2 separate regions of the Homo sapiens genome follow, and region 1 is linked to region 2. The links are chromatin contacts, found by Hi-C or POLR2A ChIA-PET in ENCODE. All regions are on one chromosome and are shown on one strand. Each heading gives the region's core, a stretch centred on a gene start or an enhancer-like site at or near the end of the contact. The rest is flanking DNA. Distances are from core to core; before and after follow the strand shown. Region 1 overlaps MAST3 (microtubule associated serine/threonine kinase 3). Region 2 holds the start of RPL18A (ribosomal protein L18a).

The links. A loop is a pair of places that touch in the nucleus more often than their neighbours do. ChIA-PET counts read pairs that join two places held with the same protein, here RNA polymerase II (POLR2A). Pooled maps may share reads with other maps.
Region 1: a map of CD8-positive, alpha-beta T cell shows a loop between it and region 2 (3-fold over the local background). The contact joins the enhancer-like site here to the promoter of RPL18A in region 2. A Hi-C loop is called at or near these places in 2 of 168 maps with a recorded cell type or tissue (CD8-positive, alpha-beta T cell and naive thymus-derived CD4-positive, alpha-beta T cell) and 9 of 50 pooled maps. POLR2A ChIA-PET finds 5 or more read pairs at or near these places in 6 of 52 experiments (AG04450, BJ, GM10248 and 3 more).

Annotation. Positions count from the first base shown.
Region 1 is chr19:18,111,875-18,114,574 of GRCh38, reverse strand. All of the region lies in intron 3 of MAST3 (microtubule associated serine/threonine kinase 3), which reads right to left. Among named protein-coding and RNA genes, the nearest start is that of MAST3, 15 kb to the right of the region's middle. Within about 2 kb of position 1,399, at least 3 of the 41 ENCODE cell types and tissues checked have a DNase peak (open chromatin) inside an H3K27ac peak, as active enhancers do.
Region 2 is chr19:17,858,548-17,861,247 of GRCh38, reverse strand. It overlaps RPL18A (ribosomal protein L18a), which reads right to left and starts at 1,338. Exons shown (of 5, transcript NM_000980.4): 1 at 1,274-1,338. The coding sequence starts at 1,291. RefSeq lists enhancers at 1,343-1,722, 1,055-1,790.

The DNA.
Region 1 (2,700 bases), core at 150-2,649, 250 kb before region 2:
GGTCTCGGAGAGGCTGTCAAACCTCTGGGTGAGAAAAATAACTGGATAATCACACAAGACAATGTGGAAATTAAATCTCTGGGGTTGGCTGGGTGCCGTGGCTTATGCCTGTAATCCCAACATTTTGGGAGGCTGAGATGGGCAGATCGCTTGAACTCAGGAGTTCGAGACCAGCCTGGCCAACATGGTGAAACCCTGTCTCTACTAAAAATACAAAACTAGCAGGGCGTGGTGGCGCATGTCTGTAATCCCAGCTACTCTCGAGGCTGAGGCAGGAGAATCACTTGAACCCAGGAGGCAAAGGTTGCAGTGAGCCGAGATATCGCACCACTGTACTCCAGCCTGGGTAACAGAGCAAGACTGTCTTAAAAAAAAAAAAAAAGAAAAAGAAAATCCCTGGGGTCTGGATGTGGAAATGGACAGGTATAATGCATATTATACCCCATGTTTGTGGGGCCTGGAAGGAGGGGGTGGTTGGGGAAGGCTTCCTATCTGAGGCTGAGGCCTTGATGAGGATGTGACGGAAGAAGAAAGGAGGGAACAGAGCTCTGGGCAGTGGGGACAGCAAGTGCAAAGGCCCTGAGGCTGGACCAGCCTGCATTCTGGAGGATCAGCCATGTGGCTGGAGCCAAGTGAGCGACGGGGAGATGGATAGGATGGAAGCAGGGAAGTTGCAAGGCCAGGCACAATGGCTCATGCCAGTAATTCCAGTACCGTGGGAGGCCAAGGCGGGTGGATCACCTGAGGTCAGGAGTTCAAGACCAGCCTGGTCAACATGGTGAAACCCTGTCTCTACTAAAAATATAAAGATCAGGCCAGGCGCAGTGGCTCACGCTTGTAATTCCAGCATTGTGGGAGGCCATGGCGGGTGGATCACCTGAAGTCAGGAGTTTGAGACCAGCCTGGCCAACATGGTGAAACCCCATCTCTACTAAAAATACAAAAAATTAGCCAGGAGTGGTGGCAGATGCCTGTAATCCCAGCTACTCACGAGGCTGAGGCAGGAAAATCATTTGAATCCAGGAGGCGGAGGTTGCAGTGAGCCAAGATCGTGCCACTTCACTGCAGCCTGTGCAACAAGAGGAAAACTCCGTCTCAAACAAACAAAAAAAACCACCCAAATGTTAGCTGAGTGTAGTGGTGCATGCCTGTAATCCCAGCTACTCAGGAGGCTGAGGCAGGAGACTCGCTTGACCCAGGAGGCGGAGGTGGCAGTAAGCAGAGATCACACCACTGCACCCCAGCCTGGGCAACAAAGCGAGACTGTCTCAAAAAAAAAAAGGAGGCAGGGGAGTTGCAGAGGCTGGACTCTGTTGGGACGTTTATGAGCTTATTCCTAGGATGCTTGGAACATGGCAGGCAGGGACCCATTCCCCCGCCAGGCCCAAGGCAATGTGGCTCTGCTGCCCCCCGGTGGTGAGTGAGGCAGCCTTATGGCCTTTCTCAGTCCCAGATACTTCCTCCCTCCCCTCCCAGTTAAAACTGGTCAAATCTGCTCAGCGGCCTCCAACACACGGGTCCCTCCCTTCATCATGTCCTCACCTGGGGTGGAAGCCAAGGATTTAGACAGAGTCAGATCTGGCCCGAAACCTTCCTAGGATGCTCCTGATAACACATTCTGAGGTCCTATGCCCCTGTTTTCTTCACTAAATGGGGGTGATGGCAGTCTCTGATTCTCAGTGGATGCCTCGACTTGTTCCTGGATGTTGTCCTAGCCACCTCCTTCTCTCTGGCCACCTCCATTCCTGGCCCCAGCAGAACTTTCTCCCCCCAAGGCAGACACAGAGGCTTAAAAAAAATCTCAGGCGGGGTGCAGTGGCTCACGCCTATAATCCTAGCACTTTGGGAAGCCAAGGCGGGTGGATCACCTGAGGTCAGGAGTTCAAGACCAGCCTGGCCAACATAATGAAACCCCACCTCTACTAAAAATACAAACATTAGGCCAGGCTTGGTGGTTCATGCCTGTAATCCCAGCACTTTGAGAGGCCAAGGCGGGAGAATCACTTGAGGTCGGGAGCTCGAGACCAGCCTAGCTAACATGGTGAAACCCCATCTTTACTGAAAATACAAAAATTAGCCGGGAGTGTTGGTGTGTGCCTGTAATCCCAGCTACTTGGGAGGCTGAGGCAGGAGAATCACCTGAACCTAGGAGGCGGAGGTTGCAGTGAGCCAAGATGGTACCACTGGACTCCAGCCTGGGCAACAGAGCAAGATCCCTTCTCAAACAAACAAACAAACAAACAAAAAATTAGCCGGGCGTGGTGGCACGCCTGTAGTCTCCGCTACTCGGAGCCTGAAACAGGAGAATCACTTGAACCTGGGAGGCAGAGGTTGCAGTGAGCCGAGATCATGCCACTGCAGTCCAACCTGGGCGACAAAGTGAGACTGTCTCAAAAAACAAAAACAAAAAACCCACCACCTCAGTCCTGCCACAGGACCTTTGCACATGCAGTACCCACTGCCTGGTGCCAATCTTTCTTTAGCTGTGCCCAGGCCTTGGCTCAAACATCACCTCCCCAAGAGGTCCCTGTCTGAATACATCTTGTTTATCCATTAGTTTTATCACTGAATTCCCTAAGCTGACTGAGAAGTCATTGATGGAGGGACTATGTTTTCTTTATAGCAATGCCTTTAGCACCTGGATCTCAGTAGGTGCCTCATAAGTGCTTGGCGTCTGAAGGAAGGTACCTCCCTGTTGCC
Region 2 (2,700 bases), core at 89-2,588:
CTGTGGAGATCCACCTCACTCCCTTTCCTACATCTAGTGACCACAGATTCGGGAAGCAGGAGGCAGGGCCACCCTAGGGCCTCCATGTGGATTCTTGGTGACTGTAGGTCACACTCCCGACCACAACTTTATACACAAAATGAACTGAGGAGAGGGAGGTCTCCAGGGAGGATTAATTGAGTTGCCTGCCTCTCCTTTGCCTGGGCTAAGGGTTTCAGACCAGGAAAGCTGTGGCTTAGACCCACAGCCTCCTTTCTTCATGCTGCAGTCCTGAATTGCTTTGCAGTCGCCGTCAAACAGCCACTCTGCACCTCAAAACATCCAGCCAACATCTTCTTTCACCCTGAGGCCCAGTGACCAGCATGGGATCTCACAGCCCATTCCAGGCAGAACTAGGACAAGACCTCAGGTCTCTCCCCAGCCCTGGGATCCCTGCACTGTTGCCACGCGAGCTGCGGCTGCCTCCGTTTTCCCAACTGCAATCCAAACGTTTGGCCCAGGGAAGACTCCCGGTTTACAGATGCAGAGGTGAGAATCTTTGGTCAAGTCCAGGCTCTGTGATATGGCACAAAGAAACCACCTCTGAAACTGACTCGCCAGCTTTTCACTAGTTATCAATGAAAAATAGTCACAAATTATCGCAGTTCCTACTTTTACTGTGAACCTGACCCACCGGCCTCGGCACACGTTCAGGAAGGGAACAATGGGGCCCGCCCCTTTGACAGCAAGGAAACCGAAGCTGGAGATCTGGACATAATACACCCACTCCATGGGAGTCCAGGTTCTCCTATCTCTGCGCCATAGAGCCGTTTGATTCTATCCAGTATGTACCACAGCGTTAAGCCTCACGCTCCCCGTTTCGGCTCACTGTTAGCAATTTTCATCTGCTTCTCACAGCCATTCCGGCAGAAAGAAAACACACTATTGCTCTACCGCCACGTCCACGTTGCAGAAAGGAAAACAGAAACTTGGCGGCTCGACGAGGTGCCGGGGCTAGGGCCTCTATGCTGCGCGACTTATTCCTTCCCCCGGGAAGAAGACCCGGAGTCCTTGGGCCCCCGCGATCCCTGAGCTGGCCCAGGTCACGCATCGCTCTCTCCACGCGGCTCCCACGATGGCCGCCATGTTGGGTGCAACAAGAGAAGGCGGCGCGCGGCCAAGGGGGGCCCAAACAGAAGCGCGCGGCACCAACCCGGCCCACGCCACTTATGCAGGCCCCTGATGGGGCCCGTGCCCCATCCCTTGGCCCCCTGCCGCGCCGCGCCCGCCTTACCGTGCCCGAGGCCTTCATGGCGTGCTCTCCGCGTTCGCCGCCACCCGCAAAAGGAAGTGTCCTCTGTCGCGCAGCCGTTCACCAGGCCTTCACTACCGGAAGACCCGCCCTCTCAATGCCGCACGTCCATTGGCTTCTCTGCCCCGCACTCAAAGCGACCCGCGTCTTCATTGGCTATGGATCCACCTGCTACTCAAAGTTCCGCCTCTCTTCAGCGAGACTTCGTTTCCCAGAAGGCAACGAGGCAAGCTCCACCTGTTCCACCACGACCGCAACGGAGCGTCTGCGCGCGCGGCACGTCGGGAGTTGTAGGCACTCCGCCAGTCCCGGCTGCAACTAGGGGCGGCGGCGCGCGCCGCCTGCAGGATGCCTAAGCATTGAACCTAAGCTACCTCGGGTGGCTGCGGTGTTTACCGTGAGATCCCGATGCTTCACACTCGGGGCCTCATCCTCCGGGGAGGTGTGTTACGGAGGTCTCCACCAGATACCTGAGGGTATCTGTAAAATGGGAATACAAATAATATATTTTTCTCCTAGCGATGTTGCAGCACGAATATTGAATAAGCTCTGGAATGCTGTTTTTGTTAATTTGGGGTCCGATTTGTGTTTCGTAGTAGCTGGGATTCAAACTCTGTCTGTCTGCCTCCAGTTCATAAGAACCTGAGGGAGCAGGGGTTGGGGGAGAGCGCGCGGAGAGCCGGAGAATGGATCAAGATCCAGCCGCCCACTTTGAGGGGCTTGGACTTAGCAGTTTGCTTGGGCAGAAAGAAGCCCTCCTGGGGATGAGGACGGGGACCAGATATGAAAAAAGAAACACCCGCAAACAACTCCCTGATGACAAGGCTATGAAGTAAAATTAAGAGGAAAGAGGCAGGAGGCTGAGGCATGAGAATCGTTTGAACCCAGGAGCCAGAGGTTGCAGTGACCCGAGATTGCGCCACTGTACTCCAGCCTGGGCGACAGAGTGAGACTCTGTCTCAAAAAAAAAAAAAAAAAAAAAAGACCAGGCGCGGTGGCTCACGCCTGTCATCCCAGCACTTTGGGAGGCCGAGGCGGGTGGATCACTTGAGGTCAGGAGTTCGAGACCAGCCTGGCCAACATGGCGAAACCCCGTCTCTACTAAAAATACAAAAATTAGCCGGGCGTGGTGGCGGGCGCCTGTAATCCCAGCTACTCGGGAGGCTAAGGCAGAAGAATCGCTTGAACCTGGGAGATGGAGGTTGTAGTAAGCCGAGATCTGGCCATTGCACTCCAGCCTGGGAGACAGGGCGAGACTCCGACTCAGAAAAAAAAGAAAGAAAGAAAGAAAGAAAATAAAGGACAGCAAGCATGCAATTTTTTATTTTCATTTTCTTATTTTGCATTTCTGGTTCTCTTAATCTGGTTTTGTGGATTCAAGTCACTACTGGGTGTGATTTTCTTTTCTT